Regions from separate parts of the Homo sapiens genome. Here region 2 is linked to region 1. A link is a loop called in an ENCODE intact Hi-C map of the cell type or tissue named here. Cell type or tissue: GM12878. All regions are shown on one strand. Links, peaks and the distances in the headings refer to the core of each region. The heading gives the core; the rest is flanking DNA. Region 1 overlaps IFT74 (intraflagellar transport 74). Region 2 overlaps CAAP1 (caspase activity and apoptosis inhibitor 1).

What was found. Peaks named below come from ENCODE experiments on the same cell type or tissue, not always from the same donor. Only the 100,000 strongest peaks of a DNase experiment are listed, where the experiment ranks them.
Region 2: a loop joins it to region 1, with 2.1 times the contacts of the local background. A loop is called at or near these places in 3 of 110 quality-filtered maps.

The regions. Positions count from the first base shown.
Region 1 is chr9:26,966,751-26,982,906 of GRCh38, forward strand. IFT74 (intraflagellar transport 74) reads left to right here. Exons shown (of 20, transcript NM_025103.4): 3 at 11,378-11,513; 4 at 13,821-13,869. Among named protein-coding and RNA genes, the nearest start is that of IFT74, 18 kb to the left of the region's middle. RefSeq lists an enhancer at 8,878-9,448. In GM12878, for the core only: a CTCF peak has its summit at 9,069; no DNase peak of the experiment used is centred there.
Region 2 is chr9:26,855,450-26,871,605 of GRCh38, forward strand. It overlaps CAAP1 (caspase activity and apoptosis inhibitor 1), which reads right to left. Exons shown (of 6, transcript NM_024828.4): 5 at 5,617-5,690. Among named protein-coding and RNA genes, the nearest start is that of CAAP1, 29 kb to the right of the region's middle. In GM12878, for the core only: a CTCF peak has its summit at 7,840; no DNase peak of the experiment used is centred there.

The DNA.
Region 1 (16,156 bases), core at 5,576-13,575:
CAATGTTCTGGATAATTTCCCCTGTGTTTTCTTTTAGTAGTTTCATAGTTTGAGGTCTTAAGTCTTTAATCCATTTTGATTTGATTCTTGTATATGGTGAGAGATATGGGTCTAGTTTCATTCTTTTGTCTATGGATATCCAGTTCTCCCAGTACCATTTATTGAAGAAACTGGCATTTCCTCAGTGTATGTTCCTTGCATCTTTGTCAAAAATGTGTTCACTCTAGATATATGGATTTATTTCTGGGTTCTCTATTCTGTTTTTATGCCAGTATGCTTTTCTTTTTCTTTTCCTTTTTTTTTTAATTCAGGATGGGTTTGGCTATCCTAGATCTTTTATGGTTCTATATAAATTTTAGGATTTTTTTTTCTATTTTTGAGAAGAATGTCATTGATATTTTGACAAGGATTGCATTGAATTTGTAGATTAATTTGGATATTCTGGATATTTTGACAATGTTGATTCTTCCAATCCATGAACATGGAATATCTTTCTATTTTTTGTTGTTCTCTTCAGTTCATTGCATCAGTGTTTTATAGTTTTCATTGTAGAGATCTTTCACTTCTTGGGTTAATTCCTAGGTATTTTATTTTATTTGTAGCTATTGTAAATGGGATAACTTTCTTGATTTTTTTCATGTTGTTCCCTGTTAGCATATAGAAATGCTATTGATTTTTGTATCCTGCAATTTTTCTGAGTTTTACTGAATTTACTATTTATCAGTTCAGATAGTTTTTTTGGTGGAGTCTTTAGGTTTTTCCAAATATAAGATCATATCATCTGCAAACAGAGTTAATTTGACTTCTTCCTTTCCAGTTTGGATGCCCTTTATTTCTTTTTGTTGTCTGATTGCTCTAGCCAGGAATTCCAGTACTGTGTTGAATAACAGTGGTGAAAGTGGGCATCCTTGTTGTGTTCTAGATCTTAGAGGAAAGGCTTTCAGTTTTTCCTCATTCCATAGGATACTAGCTGTGGATCTGTCATATATAGCTTTTATTGTATTTAGATATGTTCCTTCTATACCTGGTTTTTTGAGGATTTTGATCATCAGGAGATGTTAAATGTCATCAAATGCTTTTACAATATCAACGGAAGGCTTTTGTCCTTCAGTCTGATGGTATGATTTATCACATTGATTGATTTGCACATGTTGAACTATCTTTAGTTACCTGGGGTAAATACCAGTGAGTCATGACAAATGATCTTTTTAATGTGTTGTTTAATTCAGTTTGCTGGTACTTTGTTGAGGATTTTTGCACCAATGTTCATCAGGGATATTGGCCTATAGTTTTCTGTTTTCTTCATATGTCTTGTCTTTTTTTTTTTTTTTTTAATCAGGATAATACTGGTCTTGTAGAATGAGTTTGAAAGCATTTTCTCCTCTTCTATTTCTCAGAATAGTTTTAGTAGGATCAGTATTAGTTCTTTTTTAAATGTTTGGTGGAACTCAGCAGTGAAGTCATCAGGTCCTGAGCTTTTCTTTGCTGGGAGACGTTTTTTAAATTAAAAAAAAATTTTTTTTTTTTTTGAGATGTAATCTCGCTCTGTTGCCCAGGCTGGAGTGCAGTGACGCAATCTCTGCTCACTACAACCTCTGCCTCCCGGGTTCAAGCGATTCTCCTTTCTCAGCCTCCCAAGTAGCTGGGATTATAGGCATGTGCTACCACGTCTGGCTAATTTTTATATTTTTAGTAGAGACTGGGTTTCACCATGTTGGTCAGGCTAGTCTTGAACTCCTGACCTCGTGATCCGCCCACCTCAGCCTCCCAAAGTGTTGGGATTACAGGCGTGAGCCACCTCGCCCAGCCGGGACACTTTTTATTATGGCTTGGATCTCGTTATTGTTATTGGTCTGTTCAGGTTTTGGATTTCTTTATGGTTCAGTCTCCGTTGGTTGTATGTGTTTAGTCATTTGTTCATTTCTTCCAGATTTTCCAACTTATTGGCATAGAGTTGCTCATAGTGGCCTCTAATGATCCTTTGAGTTTCTGTTATCAGTTGTAGTATCTTCTTTTTTTCATTTCTGATTATATTTATTTGAGTCTTCCCTCTTTTTTTCATTAGTTAGTCTGGCTAAAAGTTTGTTGATTTTGTTTATCTTTTCAAAACACCAACTTTGTGTTTCATTAATCTTTTATATTTTTTTTGTTTCAGTTTCATTTATTTCTACTGTGATCTTTATGAATTTCTAATATGAATTTTGTGTTTGGTTTGCTCATGCTTATCTGATTCTTTCATATGCATTATTAGGTTGTTTATTTTGTTTTTCTACTTTTTTAATGTAGGCACTTACAGGTATAAACTTTCCTCTTAGTGCTCCTTTTGCTGTATCACATAGGTTTTGGATATGTTGTGTTTCCATTGTAATTTGTTTCAAGAGTTTTAAAAAATTTCCTTTTTAATCTCTTCTTAGACCCACTGGTCATTCAGGAACATATTTCTATTTGTTGGTATAGTTTCCAAAATTCCTCTTGTTATCAATTTGTGGTTTTATTCCATTATGGTCAGAGAAGATACATATATATTTAGGATTGTTGTATCTCTTGCTTAATTGATTCCTTTATTATTATGTAATTATCTTCTTGTCTTTTTTTTTAAACTGTTTTTGATTTGAAGATGTATGTATAGCTACTCCTGCTTGCTTTTGGTAGTGTGGAATACCTTTTCCCACTCTTTTGTTTTTAGCCTATGTGTGTCTTTTAGGGCTTGATACGTTTCTCATAGTCAGGATATAGTTGGATTATGTTGTTGTTGTTTTTTTAAAATCTTCTGCTAATATGTATCTTTTAAGTGAATATTTCAATTCATTTACATTACATTCACAGTTAATAATGATATGTGAAGCTTTGTTCCTGTCATTTTGTTAGTTGTTTTTAAGTTGTATAAATTATGTTTCTTTCTTTTTCTCTGTCTTTTTATCTTTATGTTTTGATGAAATTCTTTCATGTTGGTATTTGATTATTTTGTCCTCTTCCTTTGTGATTGTTCTATAAGAACTGTGAGTTTAATATTTTTATGCGTTTTTGTGATACTGTATATCCACCTTTAATTTCTATGTTGAAGACCCCTTTGAACATTTACTTTAGGAATGGCCTAGTGGTGACACATTCCCTCAGCATTTGCTTGTCCTGGAAATACTTTATTTCTCCTTCATTTATGAATCTTATCCTGTCAGGGTATAAAATTCGTGGCTGACAATTTTTTTGTTTTGTTTTGTTTTTTGGTTTTTTCCTTAGCACTTCGAAAATGACTTCCTATTCTCTTTTTTATTTGTTGTTGTTTTTTTTAATTTCCACTGAAAGGTCTGCTTTTATTCTGATAGGATTGTCTTTGTAGGTGACTAGATACTTTTCTCTTATTAATTTTAAAATTCTTTCCTTCGCATTGACTTCAGACATTCTGATAATATGCTGTGGTGAGGGCATTGCAAAAATGACTTTTTCTTTGCAGTGACTTCACCTATTTAATATTTGCATTTTTGAAAATAGTAGTGCTTGTAGTAAAACATACAAACAATGGAGAAGTATCAGAGTTCCTTCCTATTGTAGGTATAACCACTATCAACTGTATCTTCTAGACTTTTTAATGTATTTATAAACACACACACATACATACACAGTTTGTATGACTTTGGACTGTTCCAAAATCAAGATAGTACTGTATACATTGTTATTTTTCTCATCTATTTCTTTCAGCAATATATTATGAATATGTGGCCAAGTGAATACATATACATCCACTTCATTATTTTTAATGTGTACAGTTTTAATTTATATGTTCTTCTCTATACTTTGACCTGGTGAATGGAAAACAAAAAGTAGCATAATTAGTTGAGTAGGTCTCACAGTTATGCTTGCATAAAGCCAAAGAAGAAATTATTCAGAACATTTACCAGGAAGAGATATAACATTGTCTTCTAAAGATCACTCGGGTTAACCCTTAACTCATTTTATTTGAATTTGTAGTTGACAGTCTTCCTGTGTCCAACACATTCTCTAGAATTAGTACTATTCCTGGCCCCTATGCTCAAAATAATTCCCAAGTAATTCATTAGGGGATAAACTGACATCTTTTCAAGGGGTGGTTGTGATTCTTAACAAGGCAATGGGGAGACATTTAATCCAGGGTAACCGGGTTTCTAGGACTGATTTGGTCAGTTGACTTTTTAGGGTTTGGTTCATTCTTTCTACTCTTCCTGAAGAGGGTGGATGCCAAGGGATATGGTATTCCCATTTTATGTCTAGCACCTGTGCTAACTCTCTAATGACATGTGCCATGAAATGGGTTTCATTGTCTGAATCAATGTTTTCTATTAGTCTAAACCTGGGTATGATGTTTTCAATTAATGCCTTTATAACTGCATTACTAGCAGTTGCGCTTGAGAAGGAGATAGTCTCTACACAGTGAGTAAAGTGATTCACTATTATCAATAAATACTTCAGGCAACCGATGGGGGGCATTTTAGTGTAGTTAATTTTAACACTTTGGAATGGTCTTAGCCCTGGATCTCTTCCCCTGAGGAGTGATTTTCTTAGAGCTTGCTTATTAGTTTTTTTTATATATTAAGCAACTCTCTGTGACCTGTTTGGCTAGGGTGTAAATTCTGATACACCCATAAACTCTGAAAACCACATCGCACATAGCTTGGGGTCTCCAGTGGGCTCCTTGATGTACTTGAGACAAGACCTCCCTCATGAGAGGTTTGGATAACATCTCTCTTTGATCTGGTAATATCCATTTTCCTTCTGTGTTTTCTTTAGCTCCTATTTTTATTAATTTTTCTTTTTCAGTGGAAGAGAAAATGGGGACTGTGGTAGGGGAAGGAAGGCAAGGAGTTAAGTGAAAGACAGGTGTTTCAGAAGAAATGGCGGCTTGTTTGGCTATTTGATCTGCAAGGTTATTTCCTTGACTTGGGAAGGAAAAGTCATTTTGATGCCCTGGGACATGTACAATAGCTATCTCTTCTGGCAGCTGGAGATTGTTTAAGACATGGACAATTAGTTCTTTTTGGACCAAGTCTTGGCCTTTACTATTATGACCATTCTCCGTCCAGTTTTTTTTCAATGTATGAGCCACTCCAAAGGTGTACTTAGAATCAGTATAGATAGTTCCTTCTTGGTTCTGCAAATGTTTCAAAGCTTGGCTGAGTGCAAACAGTTTACAAGTTTGGGCAGACCAATTATTGGGCAATCTTTCTGACTCTACTTCTTCAAGAGTTTTTCCATCAGTTACTGAATACCCATTATGTCTTTTCTCTTCAATTACCCAGGAGGACCCATCTATAAATAAGTGTCACCCTGTCTTGAAGGGAGTTTCTCTTAAGTCTGGCCAGACCTTTGTATGGTAATCAATTAGATCTAAACATGTGTGCTCCCTTTTTAGGTTTAGATCCCCTGTTAAGAAACTAGCTAGTTTGAGTGAATTATCAGTAGTTAATGTTAAATCATCTTTTTTTTTAACAGAATGGTCTTATACTTTAAAATTCTTGAGTCAGTGATTCACCTCTCTATTTTTTGGTTTAAGATAGTTCTAACTTGGTGGGGCGTGCTTACTGTCTATTTTCCTCCGAAGTTTAACTTTTTACTTTCTTCAACCAACACTGCTCTAGCTGCAATGGACTGGATGCATTGAGGCCATCCACAGGTGACTGGGTCTAAAACTTTTGACAGGAAGGCCACGGGCTGCCGGTTGCCTCCATGCTTTTGGGTAAGCACTCCTAAAGCTACCCTGTCATTCACATTAACAAAAACGTGAAATGGCTTTTCTAGGGAAGATAGGGCTAGAACAGGGGCAGTTATGAACATCTGTTTCAGCTCTTCAATCTGATGAATTTTATCGAAGTCCACAAGAGACGGTCAGGCTTCCACTGGGTAAGTTTTTCATACAAAAATTTACTTTTTAGTGAGTATGAGTCAATCCATACACAGCAATATCCAATTAATCCTAAAAATTTTTTTGGTTCTTGCTTAGTTTGAGGCAGGGGTAAGGACACAATTCACTCAATCCATTCGGGCCTTATTCTTTGCTTGCCTGCACTTATTAGGTGGCTTAAATATTTAACTTCGGGCTCTGTATATTGAAGCTTTCCTTTTGAGACCCATAACCCCTCAAACTGTTGGTGGTTAAGAATATGTATAGAGAAGTCACCCACTTTTTTTATATCTTCACCAGATATGAGAATATCATCCACATACTGAAGCAGGCATATTTGCTTTGGGACAAGAACTTTTTCTGATACTCGTTCTAGAATTTGACCAAAGACGTTAGGGGAGTCTGTAAACCCTTGGGGTAAGACTGTCCATCAATATTGTTGTTTTTGCCCAGAATGGGGATCTTCTCACTCAAAGACAAATATGTCTCGGCTATCCTCAGCCAAGGGGCATGCGCAGAAAGCATCCTTCAAATCTATTACTGTGAACCACTGATGATCATAAGGAATTTGGCTGAGAATGGTGTAACGGTTGGGGACAACAGGTTGAGTGGTCTGGACTATCTGGTTAATAGCTCTGAAGTCTTGTACTAATCAGTATGACCCATCTGATTTCTTGACAGGCAGGATTGGGGTATTATAGGGAGACATACAGGGTTTAAGGAGTCCATCTTTAATGAGACTCTCAATTACAGGCTTTAACCCTATCCTGCCTTCGAAGGGAATGGGGTATTGCTTTCTCCTTACTATGTCCCCAGGAGTTTTTAGTTTGATGTCTATTGGGGGAACTTGAAGTTTTTCTCGATTCCCTTCTCTTGACCAGACATCAGGATGAATGTATTTTTCGTCCACAGTGGTGAGTAGATTTAATGAGGTGAGGAATCCCTTAGGGCCAGCTTGAAGGCCTATTCCTAATTTTAGCATTAAGTCTTTTTCTAATAGATTAGTTCCCACCTCAGGGATCAACAAAAATTGAATGTGAGTTAATAGATCTTGATGTTTGACTTTTGTATTTTCCAAGATTTTTGCCTTAAATCCTTCTCCTTCTCCTTTTACCCCAGTTCTTCTGAAGAGCCAGCAAGATTAGATGGAGTGAGACAAACAGAGGAGTGAGACACTCCTGAATCAATTAAAAAGGTGATAAGTTCACATTTAGGTCCCACCTCCAAATTTATCAAGAGCTCCTGGTGGGACTCAAATTAAAAGAGACAGAGACCCTGACTCCCCTATTCTTCCTTGAAAGTCATGAGTGGAAGGACTTCTTTTTCCCTTTTTAATTTGGGACATTGTCTCTTGAAGTGGCCTGTTCCACATTTGTAACATTTATCTTGTCCTTCCTCCCTTTCAATTCTGGGATTCTTTGACTTTGCTCCCCCACACTCTTTAGAGGGCCTAGGAAATGAAGGCCCAGATCCTCTAATTGGAGGCTTGGTTCCTTTGAACGGGGGTTTTTTGGATCCTTTATAGTTCTTGGCTCCCTGGAAGTCTTGTTGAGAAGCATATGGGTTTGGAGCCACCTGTTGAAAGGTGGATAGCATAAGTTTTGCTCTTTGTTTTTGCTTTTCTGCGTCTCTCCTTACATACACTTTTTGAGCTTTCCTGAGAAGTTTACTTAGCGGTCGGTCTTCCCAATTTTCCAATTTTTGTAACTTTTTTGAAATATCTAGTCAATTCTTAGTGACAAAATGGAGCTTAAACATACCCGGCCCAAGGGGATCTTCCAAATTTAGGCCTGCATACTGTTTCATTTGCTCCTTTAGCCTGTCTAAGAATTTTATAGGCCCCTCATCTTTTTTTGTTGTTGTATATCAAATGCTTTAGAGAGGTTTTGAGTTTGGGGTATTGATTCCTTAATTCCTTTTATTATCATTTCCCTTAGATCTTCCATGTTTTCCTGGTGAGCTGCATTATTATTGTCCCACCTGAGGTCTTAAGCGGGAAATTTTTGGTCCGCGGTAGGGACATTCTGACCAGGAGAGTATTCACGTTTCCAAATTGCCATAGCAGCCCTACGGTTATGCTTTTTTTCTCCTCCGAAAAGAGGATGCCTGGGATGGATATTAACTCGACCCAGGTATATAATTGAGGTCCTAAGAATTGATCAACTTAATCAGCCACCCCATAAGGGTCATCCAACAGGAGCTGAAGCTCTTTTTTCAAACTTTGCACCTCTGAACTGGTCAAGGGAATATTTACAAAGCCAATGGCTCCCCCTCCTTGTGGAACCTCTTTTAAGGGGAAGAGAGTCGGGGCTGACTCCTTAGGTGTGGAGGGAAATGGGAAATTTTGGATATCCTTTTTACATTGTTCTATCTCACGTTGAAGTCCTTTCAGGGAGGGGTACTTAATAGGCTGGGAGGGGACAGGCTCATGGGATGATAATTCCCAAAGTCAGGGTTATAAGGAGGAGGAATAACGTGAGCAGGGAAAGGATCTGGAATGAGACCTGAGGCGGCAGCAGCTGCCTGAGGGGGAGGGTCAGGGGCACTGAGCAGAGGAAGATGATCCAGAGGATCCCATGTGTTGGTGGGTGTGGGTTGTTTAGGAACAGGGACTCTTTCTCTTTTAGAGGAGTTGGTTTCTGGCTTGTTCCCTCTGGTTTTTAAAGGGTAAAGGAGGACAGGTTCTTGCCTCCAAAAAAGAGCATAGTCTGTTTCCTTTTGGGAGACAGGGCTTTTGTCATTAACATGTTCGATTAAGAGCTGACAAATCCACTCTTCATTGGAACCAAATTTTGGCCGGAAAACTGAGGGTTTGAGGATGGGCCTTCAGTCCAAATAAAACAACAATATTGTATCATTTGCTCTTTTCTTTTATGTTTAGTTCTTTCATTATCTTTCCAATATTTTAACATAAGTCCCAAGGGACTATCAGGAGGAATTTCATCACGCGCTTGGCTGTTTATTTTTCCTGTCTTACGTGAAACATTTCCCATCTTGGAGGTTTGGGATGGTGTCTAACTGAAATAGGCCTTTCCCTGGAGCTTCTCAACCTCTCCTACTAGAGATTTCTCGCCCTCCGTCCTTTCAGAAGCTCACTGAGGCTCTGAGGCTCAATCCCTCATATTAGAGATTTCTTGCCTATCGATTTCCATAGGCATTGTTAAGGCTCAGTCCCTCGTATTAGAGATTTCTTGCCTATCCTTTAGCCCCACCTGTTGGAGGCTCCTTGCATCCTTCTTTCGCTTTTTCCACTCTGGCTGCTTCCCTTGTGGGAAATGGCAGGATCTGCCACATGAGGTGACCACGGGACCGTGCAGATAGGACCCACTCAATCCACACAGCAGTAGTGTTAACATCATCTACATACACTTTTATCCTCCAAGATACCCTGACCACCTAGGAAATACTTTGTTGTTCTTGTACCGTTTTTCACCTTGGTCTGTGCACAGAGTTACTTGGTCGCCGCGGTGTTGTAAGCCTCTCCTTTCCCCATTGCTGAGAGCTTGGATTTGTTTGTCACAATGGGTGGGTCTCAGTCTCCCATCCCTGAGGCCACTGCAATGCGACAGTGGGACACGTCTCCCCCTGGGTGGGGTGACTGAAGACCTCTTCTTGAAGGAGAATGGGAATCCCCGACAAGCCCCCAGAATTGTTAGAAAGAAAGCTTGAAGTCGTAAAGAAAGACGAGTACTCAAACAAAGGATTTCTCAGCAAAGCAAATTTACTTTTGCGCAGTAGGGTGCTTCTTACAGGGCTGCTTGTCATGAGAGCACACTGAAGAAAGTAGAGTAGAAGCTTTTATTCCTAATGTGACTCCTGCCCTCGTGCCCTTTCCCCATTGGCTGGGGTCGGACTGCACAATCTAAACTAGACCCAATTGGCTAAACATTTAAACTTTCTTAGATAAGGTGGGCGCATGATGGGAGAGAGGGGAGAGGAGGAAGGGGTCATCTACAGAGGACTAGAGAGCCAGTCTTTTCCTAAATAAGGAAAGGAATGTGAGCTGGGGCTGTGGCATGCCTGGGCATGTAGTAAAATCAGAAAGAAGAAAAAAGGAGAAGAAAGGCAGGGGGTACCTGGAATTAGAGAATAAGTAGCTGAGCAGGCTATTTGAAGAGAAACCTTGCCATATCTCACATCTTTTATATCTTCTCATGCCTGTATGTATTATATGAACTGACATAAAGGGAGTCTTTTGGCCTTTCCTGAGGTCGTATAGTGTTATGTTGGATTTTGCATACCTGAAGTAGAGAATCTTGTTGAGTAATAATATGAATGCTTGTTTAACAATGTAAGCCCTTTAGTACTTACATGGTCATCTTAGGATGGATTTATATCCATTTGTTTTTACAAGATTAAAGTTTTCTTATTTTTTCCTGATTTTTAAGGGTAATAGATACTCATTGCAATAAGGCGGAAAATACCAAATTGTATAAAGGAGAAAATAAAAATCAACTATAATATCATTATCGATCATCATTACTATTTTTTCACATAGTTTTTAAAATTTTTATTTTTGTCTATATTTTTTGTTTTTTTAAAAGACGGTCTCTCTATGTTCTCCAGGCTGGCCTCGAACTCCTGGGTTTTAAATAATCTTCTCATCTCAGACTGCCAAGTAGCTGGGCCTGTTGGTGCATGCCACCATGCCCAAACTTCCAGCCTTTTTTTGTTTTAAAAAAGTAGAGTTTTGAACCAGGCACAGTGATTCTCACCTGTAATCCCAGCTACTTGGATAGCTGAGGCAGAAGGATCTCTTCAGGCCAGTAGTTCAAGACCAGCCTGAATAACATAGTGAGCCCTTGTCTCTAAAACAAACAAAAACGGAATTATAAATACCATCTTGTAAACTGCCTTTTAATTTTTATTTTATTTACTTATTTTGAGACTGAGTCTCACTCTATCGCCCAAGCTAGAGTGCAGTGGCATGATCTCGGCTCACTGCGGCCTTGACCTCCCAGATTCAAGCGACTCTCATGGCTTAGCCTCTCAAGTAGCCGGGATTACAGACGTGTGCCACCACGCCTGGATAACTTTTGTATTTTTAGTAGTGATGGGGTTTTGCCATGTTGTCCAGGCTGGTTTTGAACTCCTGACCTCACATGATCCACCTGCCTTGGCCTCACAAAGTGCTGGGATTACAGGCGTGAGCCACCACACCCAACTTAAACTGCCCTTTTTATATACTGCAGCTTATTTAACCATTTTCTGCTGTGGACATTTAACTCCTTTCCAGTTTTGAGGTATTATAAATAATGTCTACATATAGAATTTAAAATTTTCCTGAAATGTATTTTTAAATAGTCATAGAACATTAAATGTTAAAGAAATATGTTAATAAATTGAACAACAGTATTTAATAATTCAGACATTTAAAAAATAAGGAAATTTTTACAAATCAAGTAGAATTTTGTTTTTTTAAAAAATTGTCTTTGCAGTTTTACAATAAAAGATGTACAGTGTTTTTTCTGGTTTACTAAAAATGAAATCTTGTTTGTCATTTAGATGCCACCTGGGACAGCAAGACCAGGTTCTCGTGGTTGTCCCATAGGGACTGGTGGAGTTCTGTCTTCTCAAATCAAAGTTGCCCATCGCCCTGTAACACAACAAGGTTTGACTGGAATGAAAACTGGGACGAAAGGTACCTATTTTAAGATAAGTATGACACTTGGGCCTGTGTTTTGTAAGAAATAAATAACTGTGAACAATTTAAAAAAGTAAAAGTTGAGTATATTTTGAACAATAAGTATTACAGTACCATTTTTTTAAATCAGGATTATAGCATGTAAGAATTATTACATGTAATTATGGCATGTAATCAGAATTATGGCATCTAATCGTTATTCTTTGATTCACAAAATTATTGTGATGGTTAAACAACAGAGTGAATATGAAAATACAGTTTGAATTAGAAAGCTATATACAGATATGAGCTATTTCAGTCTTCATTTTTCTGACATGGAGCTGTAGTACAACTTGAAGAACTTTGAAATAGTCTTGGAGAAAAGTTCAAGATTGAAAATTAGATTTTTGGTACTATATAGAAATACTCTGAAATAGTTTAGATAGTTCCTATATTAAAATGACACTTAAAATACTTGTGTATTTATGAGAAGTGAGTCAAGAAATGTTACTTTTTTTCTGATAATTAGCATCTGTTCTAATACTTATGTAAGGAAATGAGGCTAATTTCCTCATTTATATTAATCTAATTTCCTAGATTTATATTAAATCTCTCATTATGCTTCTGCATATGTATTTAGAGAAGCATAAGAATATACTATATATTAGAGTTTAAAATTTAGATCTGTGGTATATATAAACCAAACTATGGTAAACTCCTTTTTCTTTTCTTTTTATCATAGGCAGTGGTCAGTAGCCTGTGGTGAGCTGTTTCAGAGTTTTTCGTTTTCTGTATTTTTGACAGATGATCTATCAGGAATGAAGATATACTGCTAGTACAAAATTAATTATATCATACATGCTACTTTCTATAATACAGTATATCATCCCTTTCAAGAGACTTAAATTTTTTTTTTTTGAGACTTAAATTTTTTCATCTACATTCTAATAACATCTAAATCACTAAATATTAAAAATGAATTGATTATTTAGAAATGTTTGCTTAATGATTATCAGTACCATGAAAAAATATTTCAAAATTACATAGTCATTTAACTAGCCTTTTGAAAGTGGATGCACAGAAATATTTATATGTTTAATAGTATTTTAAAACATCGAGGGTAAAAACATATTAAAATTCTATAGTAAATTTATCAAATGTTTATTTCTGTATTAATTTATCCTTCAAAACAGAACCAATATAATTTAAGATTGTTAGTCTCTACAAGTATACTTCAAAGCCTTTTAAGAGAGAATTCGGAACATTACCACTACACAGAACTGTCTACTGTGACTTTCATTCTTACCTTCTCTAGTGCCCCATTTCCCAGTATAATAAGATACTACCTCTACTTCTCAGCATAGACCTTATAGTTAATACACCTAGTTTTACCTCTCATACTTTGCAGGGCACTTCATCTCTTACAAGGTTTGAGACATTTAACCTAGGAACACTTTCTTTTTTTTTTTTTTTTTTTTTTTTTTTGAGATGGGGTCTTTCTCTGTCGCCCAGGCTGGAGTGCAGTGATGTGATCTTGGCTCACTGCAACCTCCGCATCCCAGATTCAAGCAATTCTCCTGCCTCAGCCTCCTGAGTAGCTGGGCTTACAGGCACATGCCACAATGCCCAGCTAATTTTTTTGTATTTTTAGTAGAGATGGGGTTTCACCATATTGGCCAGGCTGGTCTTGAACTTCTGACCTCAAGGGATCCTCCCACCTCAGCCTCCCAAAGTGCTGGGATTACAGGTGTGAGCCACCGTGCCCGGCCAGGAATACTTTCTTAGTTCTACTGAAATGTAAGACCATTTCTTAAAAAGTCTCTGAGACAAATGATAAAAAATCATAGTCACTTTCTCACATTGAGTAATGTCTGCAGTGTCCAGTATGACAGCCAGTAGTCAGAAATTTAAATTAGTTCCCCAGTAGCACCAGCCAAATTTTAAGTGCTTCTGTAGTCCCTCTGTCCACTTTATTGGACAGTGTTAATTTAGAATATTTCTGTCACTGCAGAAAGTTACTCTGGACAGCTCTGTTCCAGATTCCCTTAGACTCAATTTTCATTCCATCGTCCTGTTCTGTAGAGTCTACTGTCTTTTAACAGCCCCACCTCTAGTCCCATCTTCGTAGTTTTAATTGAAGCTTCCCTTATGTTGTGATTCTAAGGTATTAGTTCTCTTTTCAGTTTCAGTGATTCTTCTTGATTCATTGGGGCATTCATGAAGACTGTCTTGAGAATTGTGGAGTGTAATTCTGATTGTGCTTTGGATTTGCTATTCTGGTGGCATTTCGAACTGAACACTAACACTTAAAACATTTTTTTTTAGGTCCCCAGAGGCAAATTTTAGACAAATCTTACTATCTTGGGCTTCTTAGGTATGTTAAACATATCTTTTCATCCGTATGTTTTACTCGAAATATTGTGTACCTTCTGTCAAAATAGAGTATATAACTTTAATATGAAGTTTTAGCTAGGCACTTATTAGGATAATTAGGTATCTATTGATTTCTAAAAATTATTTTGTATTCTAACAATTTCTGGTTAATTTGGCTATGCTGTAAAATAAATGTGATAGTATAATTAGTCTGAGATTTATAGTTTTATGAATTTGCATGTACATGAGCTATATTTTCCCTCAGTTTGTTTGTGCTGCTATAATAAAATACCTGAGATTGGGTAACTTATAGGAATTTATTTCTTACTGTTCCGGAGACGCAGAAGTCCAAGATCAAGGTGCCAGCAGCTTCAGTGTCTGGTGGGCACCTGTTTCTCACAGATAGTGCCGTCAAGGTGTCCTCATGGCAGAAGAGTGGAAGGGCAAAAGGTGCTGAGCTAGTTTCCTTCAACCCTTTTCTAAGGCACTAATCCCATCCATGAGGGCAGAGTCGTCATGTCCTGATTACTTCTTAAAGTCCCTACCTCTTAATACTATTGCATTAGAGATTAAGTTTTGATATGAATTTCAGAGGGACTCAAACATTCAAACCATAGCAAACTTATTTTATTTTATTTATATTTTAGAGACAGAGTCTCACTCTGTTGCCCAGGCTGGAGTGCAGTGGCATGATCACAGCTCACTGCAACCTTGAACTCCTGGGTTGAAGTGATCCTCCTGCCTCAGCTTCCCAAAGTGCTGGGATTATAGGCATAAGCTACCACCACACCTGGCCTCATAGCATTTTTTTTTTGAGACAGAGTCTTGTTCTGTGGCTCAGGCTGGAGTGCAGTGGCATGATCTCGGTTGACTGCAACCTCTGTCTCCCAGGTTTAAGCAATTCTCCTGCATCAGCTTCCCAAGTAGCTGGGATTACAGGCGTTTGCCACCACACCCACCTAATTTTGTGTGTGTGTTTTTAGTAGAGGTGGCATTTCACCATGTCAGCCAGGCTTGTCTCGAACTCCTGACCTCAAATGATCTGCCCATCTCGGCCTTCCAAAGTGCTGGGATTACAGGCATGAGCCACCGCGCCCAACCCCTTGTAGCATTTTAAAAGTTCACTTTTTTCATCTAATGATAAGAATAATTTTTTTTTTTTTTTTTGAGATAGAGTCTCACTCTGTCGCCCAGGCTGGAGTGCAGTGGTGTGATCTCAGCTCACTGCAACCCCTGCCTTCCGGGTTTAAGCTATTCTCCTGCCTCAGCCTCGTGAGTAGCTGGGACTGCAGGTATGCGCCACCATGCCTGGCTAATTTTTGTATTTTTTAGTAGAGGTGGGCTTTCACCATATTGGCCAGGCTGGTCTTAAACTCCTGACCTCAGGTGATGCACCTGCCTCAGCCTCCCAAAGTGCTGAAATTATAGGCTGAGCCACCGCACCTGGCCAAGAATAATCTTCTATGTTTTTTTTCAGTAATTAATCTGAAACGTGTTACTCATATCATTAAAATGTTACCAGCTACATCTAATAAGAAAGGGAAAATATGTATACTTATTTATGTTATATTAATCAGTAAGTTTTACATAAGTATGTATTTGGTCAGTTGCTACCAATGTGGCCTAATTTTAATTAATTCATAAGCTTTTTTTCTTTTTTTTTTGAGACGGAGTTTTGCTTGTCACCCAAGCTGGAGTGCAATGATGGGATCTCACGTCACTGCAACTTCCACCGCCTGGATTCAAGTGATTCTCTTGCCTCAGCCTCGTGCCTGTAATCTGCAAGTAGCTGGGATTACGGGTGCCTGCCACCACACTTGGCTAATTTTTGTATTTTTTTTTTTTTTTTTTTTTTGAGACAGAGTTTTGCTCTTGTTGCCCAGGCTGGAGTGCAATGGCCTGATCTCTGGCACCGCAACCTCCGCCTCCCGGGTTCAAGTGATTCTCCTGCCTCAGCCTCCCGAGTAGCTGGGATTACAGGTGTGCACCACCATGCCCAGCTAATTTTGTATTTTTAGTTCAGACGAGGTTTCTCAATGTTGGTCAGGCTGGTCTCGAACTCCCAACCTCAGGTGATCTGCCCACCTTGGCCTCTTAGAGTGCTGGGATTACAGGTGTGAGCCACTGCACCTGGCCTAATTTTTGTATTTTTAGTAGAGATGGGGGTTTCACCATTTTGGCCAGGCTAGTCTTGAACTCCTGACCTCAGGTAATGCACCTGCCTATGCCTTTCAAAGTGCTGGGATTACAGGCGTGAGCTGCCGCACTCGGCCTCATAAACTTTTGTT
Region 2 (16,156 bases), core at 2,918-10,917, 110 kb before region 1:
ACAAAGGTTAAGCCCTAATCATAAATTATGGACTTGGTTAATAATAATGTACAAATTGGTTCACTTGGGGAAGAGTTGGTAAGCAGGTATATGGGAACTCTCTGTACTTCCTGCTCACTTTTTCTGTAAACCTAAAGCTGCTACCAAAAAAAAAGCCTTTAATAAAAAATAAAATGTAAGTTCATCGTGTATCAACTATACGATGTAGCAGCCAAAACTGCAAATTAAATCATAGACTATGATGTGCTGTGTGTAAAGAGTTCTGAAACTGGTAACCAAATCTGGATTCAAGCCTAGTATTTACTGTCTTTCCTTTGGTAGGAGCACTTTGGTAAAGAGCTGCTTTCCCTAATGAACTGGGTAAGAGCGTAATGACTAAAAAGAACTCAGTGTCCCAATAATGACTGAAGGTTTACACTATGTGACCTCCAAAGTAGATGCCTTAAGAGTGTGTCTAAGATCCTATGATACACATCACAGGATAGAATGTTTAAAATGAGTACTTAAGGACACATAAAAATAAACATTTCTCTCAAAATACTGAAATCTTTGTGGTGCAATCATGGCTCACTGCAGCTTCGACCTCCTTCCTGGGTTGAAGCGATCCTCCCTCCTCGGCCTCCTAAAACTCTGGGATTGTGGGTGTGGGCATGAGCCTGGCCAGTAATTTTTTTTAAAAGGGGGGGGGTAGAATTTGAGCCTATTTAAAGCAAAACTCTGTGTGCATATTTTGTGCTTGCATGTCTTTAGGGAAAAGATTCTCACATGCGACAGTTAATGTACAAATATTCAAAATAAGATGTAAATATCTTCATTGATTTTGGTCATTTTATATACCATTTAATTATATTATTTATTTTAATGACTGTATTCAAATGAATATATTTTAAGGAACCATTAAACAGATCAAAGACTAAATCAAACATATTTTCTTTTCTTCCAATAGAATAAAAAATGTAGAGATAGCAAAAAAGAGTGTATATTTCACATTGCTTCCATTAAACAATTTAGGAAAACAGTTATTAACCATTCTTCCTAAGTACAAACAATGCACTAGGCACTGGTCTTAAAACCTGACAGCTAGAAAGGAACTAGAAGATCAAGGCCAAACAGCCAACCATTGCTTGAATCCTCTACAACAGCACCACCAAGTGGCTATTTATGTGGCCTGTGTCCAAACACCTTCAGCATCAGAAACATGTCTTAGAAGGCAGTCCACTGTGTTAGACCAAAAAATTTTGTCTAATGATAATGCTATCTATTGGTTCTATTTTTTTTCTCCAAGGCCATACAGAAAAAAATCTAATCACGCTTCCATTTAATAGTCCTTCAAATATTTTACAGCAACTATAAACCTCAACTCCTCAATCTAACTTAACAAAGCTATTTCTCATGTATAGTTTTAAAATTTCTCTCATGAAAACTTCCAAGAAAAAATACAAAAACCATAAGAACTTAATTTTTGAATTTACAAAGGAAAATAGTTCACAAAATGACATACTTCTCCAACTGTAAACTTTAAAGCAACAATTTAAATACAGACCAATATTTTACTATTGCTGAATGTCTTGAGTAAACTTAACATTAGCAGATACTTGATATTTTAAAAATATTGTCTACAAATGAAATACCTTCAACAGTTTTTATTTTTAACTAGAGCACAACTGACCAATTCAGAAAATTTATATAAGCCACCATTATATGAAAAGCAGCAATCTCTGAAATCCTCAAGGAAATTAACATAAGATCTGAAACTTGTACATGTGAGCTTGCACAGGTATGCGCATGCACACATACACCTACACATGTGCTACAGCTGTGCTAATGAGTAAAAACTATAACTGATGTTTCTTATACAACTACATTCTGAGTGAAATGAATGATTTAAGAAATAATTTCTGGCCGGGTATGGTGGCTCACGCCTGTAATCCCAACACTTTGGAAGGCCAAGGTGGGTGGATCACCTGAGGTAGGGAGTTCGGGACTAGCCTGACCAACATGGTAAAACCCCATCTCTACTAAAAATACAAAAATTAGCCGGGTGTGGTAGTGGGCATCTGTAATGCCAGCTACTCGGCAGGCTGAGGCAGGAGAATTGCTTTAACCCAAGAGATGGAGGTTACAGTGAGCTGAAATCACACCACTGCACTCCAGCCTAGGTGACAGAGCAAAAAAACAAAAACAAAAACAAAAAAGAAAGAAAGGAAGAATTTCTAACAGAAGAGTTTCTGTTTTACTACAGTACCAATCATTGAACCAATAGATTATATTTACATTTAAATAACATTTTCACTGTAAAGGTAGTTCCTTTTATTAGCTCATTATTAAAGTGCAGTGGAAGTTAGTGTAAAATCTGATACTCATCTTCAGTACTGCCGGTTTCAAAAATATTTTCTAGCAACAAAGATGAATGAAACCAGTACTAGACAAAAAAATGCCAATTTCAACTTAATTCATAATTAATACTTGTGTATTATTCAAGCAATACTTCAGTATTTTAAATGCTCTAAATACTGATAATGTAATTTAAATAACTTATATACCATTAATAGGTCACATGATATGATTTATTTTATTCTGAAAGAGCAAAAAGAAAATTCAATGCTGCTTTATATTTTGGTCTACTGAACAAAAGGTTACTTTCGTACTAAATAAGCTTCAGTGAATTGTCTCAATTGGTCAAGCCATTAAAATGACAATGCATTCACAAGGAGCTTATATTCTGCTTTTATTGAGCTCACTGTGAACAAAAATAGCTAGTTATGCAAGAAAAGTTAGAGATATTAGATTTTGCAGGTTATGCACATTACAAATAGACAATATTAGTGCACTTAGAAAACAGGGAATAATCTTTATTGAGCCTATCAGGATTTCTATTTCTTGATATACCTCAGCTTGTTTGGTAACTTCAAGCAAGTTACTATCTAGTCAGATTTCAGCTATATTAATATTTATCTGGAAGATGTTTTCCATAAATAAATATTCTAAGTAACTTATCCATTATGCAATAAAACATTTTATATTTTAATCATTTAGTAGATATTCTTCTAAAAGACTTTAATTCCCTGCTTTTTAAAAAAAGGTTAAAACTGGCTGGGTGCGGTGGCTCACGCCTGTAATCCCAGCACTTTGGGAGGCTAAGGCAGGCAGATCACGAGGTCAGGAGATCAAGACCATCCTGGTTAACACGGTGAAACCCCGTCTCTACTAAAAAATACAAAAAATTAGCCGGGCGTGGTGGGGAGCGCCTGTAGTCCCAGCTACTTGGGAGGCTGAGGCAGGGGAATGGTGTGAACCTGGGAGGTGGAGCTTGCAGTGAGCTGATATTGCACCACTGCACTCCAGCCTGGGCGACAGAGGGAGGCTCCATCTCAAAAAAAAAAAAAAAAGAAAAAGAAATTAGCTAGGAATGGTGGCAGGTGCCTGTAGTCCCAGCTACTCAGGAGGCTGAGGCAGGAGAATGGTGTGAACCTGGGAGGCGGAGCTGGCAGTGAGCCGATATTGCGCCATGCACTCCAGCCTGGGCAATAGAGCGAGAGACTGTCTCAAAAAAAAAAAAAAAAAAAAGGTTAAAACTTAATTTAACTATTTGCTAATCATTTAGTCACAACATGAGCATGAACTGTATTGTACAATGGTACTGCTACACTTTGATCTTATGTCTTCTCAACTCTGCTTGATGCCATCAGTGTGTTCCTAATGTCTCATACCTCCTTGAGAACCTGAGTGTGGTTACAGGCTCCTAAGCATAAAAGGCCTGGACTTTTGACATCTGGCTCATTGGAGGTCTTCTTCTCTCCCTCTCTGCACCTTCATGACTGGTTTTTCACATGACTGAAGTTCTCATAAAGAAATCACAGTACAACAGCCTGTTGACACTAGGAAGGGAGTTCTAAACAATTCTGAGTGTGTGAACATGGGAACAGAAAAACATCTTCTCTTACAAGGTAACATTGGCTAATTTGTGGTCTCCATTCCTTTTTCCTAGGAACTGGAAATCAACCTGCCCATTCTAGCTTTTCTTATCCTTTATAGAACATTCTCTTCTCCTCAGATGATGTAATAGCATATCCTCCATACTGCCTGTTCATTTGATACAAAGAGCAGAAACAAAGAAGAAACAGTAGCAGTGTAGTCTAATTATACATGAGGTGTAATCTAATTATACATGAGGTGTAAGGTAATATGATTATGATTATATTATATAAAAATAATATGTGTTTAGCATGTATTTATATGTGACAAATAAATGTCAATTAAACTATGAATCTGAGTTTATGGCGGTGCTCAGAAGAAGTCAGAGTACAAAGACGTAATTTTGTCTGGCTTTATATGAGGTTATCACAACAGGACTTTTGAAAAGCAATGGGAATTTTTGAAACAATCAGAAATATTCATAAATCCTACAGTAAATAAATCAGAATTACAGAAAATCTAGATTTTGCTCTCTCTACATATAAATTGAACAAATCACTAAATTCGCTGTCTAACCTTTTTTTCCACTTTTTAAATTAAGCAGTAATAAAAGACCAGTTTTTAAACAAATTCTGCCTAAATAATGACTTGTTTCTCTCTACCAAATAAGTTCATATGACTCATATTTAAGAGAAACTATTCTAAGCCATCAAAGATTAGGTGATTACATGATAGATAACTTAATCTTCTTGGATGCAACAAATTTTTACTGTTCTGAATTAATTTTATCAGAAACAAATGTGAGCTGGCATTTGAGTAACTAATAAAAACTTATTTTACTTTCAATTCTTCCTACTAAAGATAAAAAGAAGTAAAAAAGGCATTTAAAAGATTAGCCCTACAAATGTACTTGGCTTGAATAAATTAAAATTACCACTTTATTTCTGCTAGCTGGTAATGTCAAAAACTACTGATTTAAAGAAAGCAATAAATGATGAAGAAAGTAAGTAAACAAGGACAAAATACCTCAGGGGGAAAAAAGTTATGCTATAAAACTTACTGGTTTTTTCCCACATACAACCCAAAGCTACCCAGTTAACATATCTCCAATGTCTTGCAGCTGATGATATATAAATTACTAAAATAGGCCGGGCGTGGTGGCTCACCCCTGTAATCCCAGCACTTTGGGTGGCCGAGGCGGGTGGATCACAAGGTCAGGAGATCTAGACCATCCTGGCTAACACGGTGAAACCCTGTCTCTACTAAAAATACAAAACATTAGCTGGGCGTGGAGGTTGGCACCTATAGTCTCAGCTACTTGGGAGGCTGAGGCAGGAGAATGGCGTGAACCGGGAGGCTGAGCTTGCAGTGAGCCAAGATCGCGCCACTGCACTCCAGCCTGGGCGACAGGGCAAGACTCTGTCTCAAAATAAATAAATAAATAAATTTAATTTAATAAATTACTGAAATAAAACTATTCAAGATGATAATTCTGGTGGCTTCTGTAACTAACTAAACATCATAAAATATAATCATTTCAGTAGCTAAAAGAATCATGAAGTGACTGATTTTTGACCAAATAAATTGCTCTCTTCCTCTATCTGTAAAATGGGGTGAGTTAGACACTGAAAATTTATTTTTGGTAAAATGCTTCTATTCTTCAGGTAAATTTTATACAATAATCAAGTACTTGGTTCATACCTTGTTTTAATTCCAAACCTTCAGGTTGCTTATTCTCTCTCACGGATGAAGCAGAATCTATACAGATGTCTTGCCTGGGAAATGAAAATAAGATCAACCTTTAAAACTATATTTAATCACATAATATTTACTACCCAGGTTCCCAGAATTAAGTTAGGCACTAGGGAAGACAGGCTACATTCTTCTAAGCTCCCAGGGTATCATTCAGTGTACTCTGGAAGCTCAGAAACAAGTATTCAAGTGTCAGAAGCAGCAGCTACAAACTACTAGCAATTTAAGCAGTATACTTCTTTGTAAAATCAAGGGGCAAACCTGAAAGGAACATGGAAGTAATTTTTTCTCCCTTACAATACTCTGCAGGGTAGCTGATAGGAGAAATCACAACTCACAGCAGTATCCAATAATTTTTCAAGTTCAACTGTTAAATTTAATGAGCATTTTGGCACTCAAATTACTTTATATTCATTTAATTTCATACCTCAAATGCTTTAATGTCTACAGTATGTGGAAAATACATATTTTATATGTAATATACATATGTAATCAAAGTAAAAGGATTAAATGTAAGATCATGCAAAAAACTTTCAATTCACTATGTTCTGGAATACAGCTGCAAAATAATGTGCTTTCTTAGCATTATACCATCTTAATATTAATATACTTTTCAGCAAAAAGGTCAAGAAATTATAAATGTTCAAATGAGCTATGTGACAATTTTCTTCAAAATAGGTATCTCTGTTGCCTTCTGAGAATTCTTATACATATCCTAAAGCTAACATACTAGAAATATTTAGGAAATCTTCCTACTCAGAAAGTTGTGTCTGTTCATTAACAGTAACAAATCTGTCAAATAACCGAAGGATTAAAAAAGACTTGTGATCATTTCTTTGAGAAGTTTACAATATTCTTTCCAGTCAGCACCTCTGGCACTTAAATGTGTTTTGTATTAAAACTGCACTAATACAAGCCCAAACTCAGAGAATACAAAATTATTTGGCTTTGCTGTTAATTATGACATCAGAAATTTATAATTGAGATCTCAGTGTTTTATACTTCTGTCCAAAGTCACCTACTCAGATTTTATTCGTTCACCAGAATGACTGGCAGGTCCCAAGGAGGATATCAACAATTCTCCTTGGCAATCCAGGGAAAGATTAAATGCCAGTATACTACATTAAGAGCTTTGCAAGGTTTAAAGTTAAAATGTGCTACCTCAAACCTTCCAGTCAAATTAGATTTTACCTACTGGGAGCATTAGTCTTAAGTATCTTCCTTTAGAGAAAACGTTTGCTTTCACACATCCTAGAATTGCATTTAATTATTCTTCTAAACATACACATCTAAATTTACAAAAAAAAAAAGACTTCAAAATATAATGTAACATCACCAATAAGAGGAGGATGGATATATGTAATACTCTAAGGAAGACACAACATCATTTATATAATATTCTAGCTGAGAATATATAACCTGTATTATGAAGAATCACCAGACAAACTCAAAATGGAAATGAGTAATGTTCTGTTAAGGAAAGTTGAATGTCATTGTTATAAAATACAAAGGCTGTGGATCTACTCCAGGTTAAAGGGTTGCTAAAGAGCCAAGACAATTAAATGTTATAACTGACCTGAGACTGCTGAACTGGTAGGGAAAACGTTATGAAGGACATTACTGAGTCAAAAGACAAACTGAAATACTGATGGGGAACTGGATAAAAGTATTTTATCAATGTTAAATTTACTCAAGTTGATACTCTGTTATGGTTACATAATAGAGTATCTCTATCTCTTGGAAAAACACAATGTAACATATAGTGAAAAGTGTCATGGTGTATATAACTTAGCCTCAAATGTTTCATTAAAAAAAACATGTATGTAAGAAGGAAGTATGCAAATGGGATAGAAGGTCAATAATAAGTAAATCTTGATAAAGGGTATATGGATGTTTCTTGTACTATTCTTATTCTTGCAACATTGTAATAAGTCTGAAAGTATTTCCAAATGTTTTAATAATAATGCAATGTAACTGCCTTCCCTATGAAAGCCTCTTAGAGCCCCTTTAAATAAAAATTGGACCCCTCTATAAGGACTATCTTCTCTCATAAACAATTTAGTTTAGTGCCCAAAGTGAACTTCTACAACATTCTATTTTAAGTTGGGTTCTATTAGGCTGTTGAAGTCGCCAAACAGAATTTCAGACAGTAAGTATTTTACACCACCCTGTGGCAGAAAAGTGAAGTTAGATGCTGTCAGTATTACCTGAAGTAAATGGGGAAAAAAAATCCCAGAAAGTCTTCAATAGTTTGAAAATTTAAAATCTATACTAGCTAATTTTTACAAGATGTACTTTATGACTAAAATATAAAGTTCTCTAATACAATTTAAAGATCTCCAATAAATGGCATAAAAGGCAAGATATTTACAAAAAGGAAATATCTTAAATTGTAAGAAAATTATGTGTACAGGTCTTTTTATTTCTAGTTTTATGAAAATAAAAATTTTGTCCACTCTCAGGTGGTAAGACATACTAAGTGCCAGAATCAGGATATATATTTAAATGACATTCAAATATTTCTATCAAACACTTTAAGGAAGAATTTTATAAACAACTGTAAAGAGAGGAATGGGGAGAGGGTGGGAACACACTGCCAAAGCCAGTTTGGGTTAAGAATTTTGCAATTATCTTTGTGCTCCCTTCCGTTTAAATTAAAAAAAAAAAAAAAAAAAAAAGCCTGTTTTTCTTTTTTGAGACAGGTTGTTGTCCCGTCTTCCAGGAGGCTGGAGTGCAGTGATCACAGCTCATTGTAGCCTCGACTTCCTGTGCTCAAGTAATCTTCCTACCTCAGCCTCCCAAGTAGCTAGGGCTACAGATGTACACCATCATGCCCGGCTAATTTTTTTAAGTAAAGGTGGTATTTTGCCCTGTTGCCCAAGTTGTTCTTGAACTCCTTGGCCTCCCAAAGTGCTGAGATTACAGGTATGAGCCACCTCACCCAGCTCTGTTTTTATATTTCTAACTCACTTCTCCTATCTCCAACACTCCTTTAAAGCAGCTTAATTTACAAGCTTGGCATTGAATCACAAGAGAGCCCTATACTTATGACTGAGATTTAAGTTCTGAAACCAACATCAGTCCAACTTACTTTATTTTACCTCCACAAGCTATCCACTGTCCATCCTTTCTTATAGTTCAATGATTTTTTTAAAATCAGAGTAATACACTGGGGAGATCTGTGGAACTTAATAAAGAACCACATATATGAACCCCTAAAAGTTAAAAATATATTTCTAAATATGGGGGGTGGGGGTAAATTTCTTGTCCAAATGTAAAATAATGGCAAATAAATCAACTCACATCTCTATTGTGTCCCTCATCAAGCCCCTTCCTCAGACAGCAAAATTTAATCCTACACCTGCTGAAGGAAACTTATCTCTGTTTCCTCTGCTCAAATAATATAAATCAAACGATCAGTTACCACACCCCGGTGCTTTTTCTGACCTGTGATTCTCTAAGGCTTCATTGTATATAAACTGTCCCCCACCCTGCGACTCCAAGATTTTGTGAATAGGCATTTTCCTAAATAGGGGGCTCTGTTTTATTTTAAAGTGACTAAAGGGAATCACAGAGGTGAGTATAGTATCTCTTCTTTGCTCTATCCCCATATTACTGTTTTAATGTCCTTTCCAACTTCAAAAATCAGCGTTAGATCACTTTGTATGGACATTTAAAGGTGCAAACATGCAGGTTTCAAAATGTGGAATGCTATCTACCATTTTAGGTCACAATATTGCCAGTGATTAGTAATACTTTCTGTAAAGATTTTCTGAAAAACTGTTATTTTGAATAAACTTATTATGTTATGCAGAACATTCTACATATTATATAACCTAATAGCAATTTACAAAGGATATGAGAACATTAAGTGGTGTCCAGATAACCAATTTATGATCCTTTACCAACCCAAAAGCACAGTCTGCTCTTTATATGTGTCTAAGAGAATTGAATTTATAGAAAATAATGTCAATATAACAGATTGATCTCAACTGTGAGAAAAATCCTTTTATACATTCAAATATATATGTTTTCTCCTAAATGATTTTTGTAATAAATGAAAAAAATAGACACATACCAATGAATTTTTTAAGCAAAAGTAAAGATTAAAAATCACAAGAAATTTGGCGAGGGGCAGTGGCTCATGCCTGTAATCCCAGCACTTTGGGAGGCCAAGGTAGGCAGATCACCTGAGGTCAGAGTTTGAGACCAGCCTGACCAACATGGAGAAACCCCATCTCTACTAAAAATACAAAATTAGCCAGGTGTGGTGGCACACGCCTGTAATCCCAGCTACTCGGGAGAATTGAGGCAGTAGAATCACTGGAACCCGGGAGGTGGAGGTTGTGGTGAGCCAAGATCATGCCATTGCACTCCAGCCTGGGCAACAAGAGAGAAACTATGTCTCAAAAAAAAAAAAAATTATTGGTTTCTTTAGGTTTGTGTAGCATAAAAGGAATGGAGGGGGAAATCCCCAATACTCATCAGTATAAAGTAGAATTTTAGGAACAGTCACTGTTACAGATTCCAAGTAAAAATTCCAAAACAAATTTTGTAACATTTTTTTCCAATGCTTACCATATGGCAAGTACTAATTCTAAAGACTTTAAATCATTTTCTCATTTAATCATCATAACAATCCTATGAGGTAGGATTCTATTTTCCAGATGAGAAAAACTGAGGCCTAGGAAGGTTTCGTAGTAGTAACTAAAGACAGTAAATAACTTTATTTATTTATTATTTATTTTGAGATGGAGGCTTGCTCTGTTGCCCAAGCTGGAGTGTAGTGGCACGATCTCAGCTCATTGCAACCTCCACCTCCCAGGTTCCAGGGATTCTCCTGCCTCAGCCACCCGAGTAGCTGGGATTACAGACACATACCACTATACCCGGTTAATTTTTGTATTTTCAGTAGAGACGGGGTTTCACCATGTTGGCCAGGCTAGTCTCAAACTCCTGACCTCAAGTGATCTGCCCACCTTGGCCTCCCAAAGTGCTGGGATTACAAGCGTGAGCCACCACACACATGGCCAGTAAATAACTTTAAATGGACACTAATAAAATGTTTAAATGTCTAATAAGAGACTGTTTATGTTCTGGTATACCAAAAAATGGTATAGTAAATAGGCATAAGTATATGTACTGGGTAGGACAAAGTCAAAGAAAAAGACATTATTATATGGAAGAAATAAATGGGAAAAGGTACAGAATAGTTTGCACAATATGCTACCATTTGTGTGAGAAGAAAATATGTACATATATATGTAAATGTATAGAATATCTGTGGGAGGAGACACAAGAACTGGTTTACTGTGGTTGCCTATAGGAAGAAAGAATAAGGAATGGCAAAAGGACAGACTTACTCTCACTATATCCTTTTAAAATCTTTGTATTATGTGTATGTGTTTATAATTCAAATAAGTAAGTTGTTAAAAAACAGACAATACATGAAGACAAACACTCTGGTATAACATTTCTGAATAAGAGCATACACAAGAAAAGGTTAACAGTGGTTACCTTTGAAGCTTGGGACCTTAACATGGATTCTTGGACCATCTCCACCTCTTTACTGCCAGGTATACGGATTGAATTCAGGAGATTTGTGAATTTGCCTAGTGTATTTGTTTCCTATGAATTTTGTAATAAACTACCACAGCTTGGTGACTGAAAAACAATAAAAATCTATTATCTCTCAATTCTGGAGGCCAGAAGCCCAAAATCACTACAAATTACCCAAAATCAATATACTGGCAGGGCCACAATCCCTCCAGATGCTCTACAGCAGGGGTCCCCAACGCCTGGGCCACAGATCGGTACCAATCTGTGGCCTGTTAGGAACTGAGCCGCACAGTAGGAGGTGAGCGGTGGTGGGCAAGCAAGCATTACGGCCTGAGCTCCACCCCACATTAGATTCTCATAGGAATGTGAACCCTATTGTGAACTGCACATGCAAGGGATCTCGGTTGCATGCTCCTTATGAGAATCTAATGCCTGATAATCTGAGGTGGAACAGTTTCAGCCTGGTATCATCCTCCCCACATATTCCCTGATGGAAAAATCTTCTTCCATGAAACCAGTTCCTGGTGCCAAAAAGCTTGGGGATCGCTGCTCTATAGAAGACACTGTTTCACAAGCCTTAAGGCCCTTTCTTCTATCTCCAAAGCCAACATCTCTGACTCTGCTTCCTTATGCTTCTATCATATAGTCTTCTCAAAGACCGTCAAATCTCCTCCTGTTTCCCTCATATAAGGACACTGGATATAAAGATACATGCAAGTGATTGCATTTAGAGCCCACAAAAACAATACAGGAAAATCTTCCCAACTCACCATCCCACCTATTCATATCTGTAGTCCCTTTTGCTATAAAAACTAACATTCACAGATTCTAGGGATTAAGATGTGGCTATGTGGGGGGATTTTCTTTAGCCTACCACAGATGGGGAAAAATTACATCTGTATTTTCACTAGAATCCATTTTTTTTAGGTATTAGCATTATCTGTGATTCTGTCATCATTAGAAATCAACATATTTTCACATAATATAGTTGTTGCACACATCCAAAATACTGTTTATACTTAACCTATACTTTAAAATTATTAAAGTTATTAGAACTGCTGCTAGATCTTATTAATATGTCCATAAGTATATTACCATATTGCAAAATATTTTAATATTAACTATTTTATTATTAATTTCCTTTCTAATTCTGTTTTAATCCATGAATTTAAAATAAAAAAAGAGCAAACATCATTTTGAGAAAGAATCCATAGGCTTCACTAGACTTCCAAGGGTCCTTGACACAAAAAAGTTTTAGAAGTATGGTACTGCTTTGGAGAAAGAACAAGTATGGGAGGAGGATGGGGTGAGATCAGAAGGTGAAACAGAAAGGTTTTTATCTTTATTTTAAACTTGTGTACTATTTGAATTTATCTATCTACTATTTATGTACATACAACTCTGCTTTTATTTGAAAGTCAATAAGAGTTATCTTCAGTTTCGTACTATTCCTTCCTTATTATGCTAGGCTGAATAACAGCCCCCCAAATATGCCCACATTCTAATTCCCCAGAACTAGTGAATGTTACCTCATACGGCAAAAAACTTTGTGATTGTGATTAAGGATCTTGAAATGGGGAGATTATCTTGCATTATTCTGATGAGCCCAATGTGGTCACAGTAATCATTTTATAAGGATGTAAGAGAAGTCAGAGTTAGAAGAAATGGCAATATCACCCTGGAAGCAGAGAATGATGTGATATGCTCTGAAGATGAAGGAAAGGGCCACAAGACAGAGAATATAAGCAGTAACTGGAAGCTGAAAAGGGCAAGAAAATGAATTCTCCCCTCAGAGCTTCCAGAAATAACCAGCCCTGCTGACACCTTGACCTCAGCCCAGAAAAACTGATTTTCACTTCTGACCTCCAGAACTATAAGAAAATAAATATGTGTTGCTTTAAACCACTAAGTTTGTGGTAATTTGTTATAGCAGCAATAGGAAACTAACACACTTATAATTTTAAAAAGTTAATAAATCCCAGCTTACAAGAAAACTCAGAGGATATAGGAACAAGTCAAATAACACCATGAAGATACAATCAGATAAAGCCAACAGGTGTACAGGACAACTTACCTACTTTCTTCAACACGTTCATTTATTAATAAAAAAGCAAACAAGAGACAATAGGAAGGTGGACGCAGTTTTACATTAAAAAAGACTTAAGAGAGAGAACAACTAAATGCAATGTGTACTCTTGCTTGTACTCTGCTTCAGAGAAACCACATGTAAAAGACCTTTACGGAACATCCGGGAAAATCTGAATATGAAATGAATATCACATATTAGAGAATTATTGCTAATTACGTTAAGTGTTATAAAGATATGACTGCAGAGACAAATATTAAAATTAAAAAATTAGATTTAAAATGTCTAATATACTGAAAATACTATAAGAAAATAGATGAAGCAAATGTGGAAAACTATAATAATTGTTAGATCTAGATGACAGGTATATGGGAGTTGATACACTATTGTTTCTACTTTTCTATATGCTTGATAATTTTCATAATAAAAAGTAAAAAAAAATAAATAAACCAAAATAAAACCTAATACGGTGAAATTCCTTTTATTTAACTCAGATAGAAAATGTCACTTCCGTAAAAAAGAAACTTATTACCACAGGAAACACTTTTTTAAAGTAAAATATGTAAATCTGAGCATTTTTTATTAACTTAAAATTAAAAACACATCTTTAATTCACCAATCTTTGGATATGGGGCCATGGCCTTACCTTTAATACAAATTCATGGAATAGAGTTCCATATCATTCTACTCACATAAACCATTGTTGACATTTCTAGTTTTGGCTTAGTTAAAATGAAAAAATCTGAATGTGGAAAAAAAAACCATTTATATTTATACAATGCCCCTCCAGATATTCTGTTTCCCTACAGCTAATTGAGTACAACTTTTCAGCAACCCGAGCTTTCCCAAACTCAAAACAATCTAATCAATTAATCTTTTCTTATTAATAGTTAACGTGTTTACATATTTAAATTACACAATTATAAATTGCCTTGGAAACACAGATGAGTAACTCTTGGTAAGCCAACAGTTTAAATGGTGGGAGAGGTACATGGGCATTATTAGAGAGAAGTTATTAACAACCAATTTAGGACACTGTGAACATTAGTGAATTTATTTTTCAAATGAAATGAACAATTAATAAAACAAATCAGTTAAGTGATTAAGAGAAACTTCAATTTTTTAAAAAGGTGATAGAGAAAGAGTAGAAAAAAGGAAAAATACCTGCTAATCATCTAACCCAGTGCTTGAGCAGCAGGATGAGGCAGTAAATTGACTGATGGAAAAATGACAATAGATACAGTTTAAAAGTTAGGTTTCTGTAATAGAAAGAATAACTTTTTTTTTTTTTTTTTTTTAACGCAGATGCAGCTACAAAAACAGATAACAATGCTTCCCAAGTCCCTCAAAGTTCCCCACAGGGAAACCGTTGCCAAGCATAACACCTGATTGAAATGAAGACCCCATCTGGGGCTTCTGACAAACTCATGCCCTGCCATTCTAAGGAAAAGTTCTATAGATTCTGGAAAGGTGCCTATCTGCTTCCTATTTAAAAGTAACTATACCAAGATTTGCTTCAAAGTAATCAGATTAGAAAAACTGGGAGGAGGTTGTTTAAAATAATATGGAAGGGACACAGTGAGTGATAAATATGCAAGGGTTCATCCTACTGCTGTCTTTTTTGTAGGTTAAAATTTCTCTACGTAGAGTTAAGCAAATAAGTAACTGGTACATAACAATCGATGCATTCCAGAGTGGTTATCTAAGTTGTCTGAATCACAGGTCAATTTCCTAAGTGGGTAATTCCCAAGACGCCTAGATCTCAGGGGTGTGTATATAGACACATACACACACACACACACACGTATAAATACACACATATATACGTGTGTGTGTGTGTGTGTGTGTGTATACATATATTTTTTTTTCTGAGAAGGAGTCTTGCTCTGTTGCCCAGGCTGGAGTAATGCAATGGCGCGATCTCGGCTCACTGCAACCTCTGCCTCCCCGGTTCAGGTGATCCCCCTGCCTCAGTCTCCCAAGTAGACGGGAATATAGGCATGCGCCATCACACCCAGCTAATTTTTCTATTTTTAGAAGAGATGGGGTTTCACCATGTTAGCTGGGGTGGTCTCAAACTCCTGACCTCAAGCGATCCACCCGCTTCGGCCCCCTAAAGAGCTGGGATTACAGGCGTGAGCCACCGCGCCCAGCCGCAGGTCTATATTTTTGATAAAAATATTTCCTTAGGTATGTACTGCAGATTTATGCTGCCCATCAATGCAGTTCTATAGAGCACAGTAAATTTTACTCAAATACTTTATTGCATTCAAGTTTATTAATAGTGGTTTAAGGAGGACTCTTTTATTCCCAACAAGTTCAGTTTTGCTGACACTTACTGAGAGAGGTTATCATTTGGCTGAACACCATTGACCCTCTGAAAGTTATTTATACATACATATTCAGGGAATATATGTCACCTAAATTGAAACAATTCAAATTCTTAGTATTCTAATGACATGAGCTAAACCTACTGGATGGCTCCAACTCATCAAAAAGGACATGGATGTTTTTCCCTTATTAAAAATAAAAGAGACCAGGCGCAGTGGCTCATGCCTGTAATCCTAACACTTTGGGAGGCAGAGGAGGGCAGACCACCTGAGTTCAGGAGTTAGAGACGAGCCTGGCCAGCATGGTGAAACCCTGTCTCTACTAAAATACAAAGATTAGCCAGGCACAGTGGTACTCGCCTGTAATCCCAGCTACTCAGGAGGCTGAGGCAGGATAATCACTTGAACGTGCTAGGCAGAGGCTGCAGTGAGCCAAGATCGTGCCACTGCACTCCAGCCTTGGTGACACGGCAAAACTCTGTCTTTAAAAAAAAAAAAAAAAAGATGGTGAGTA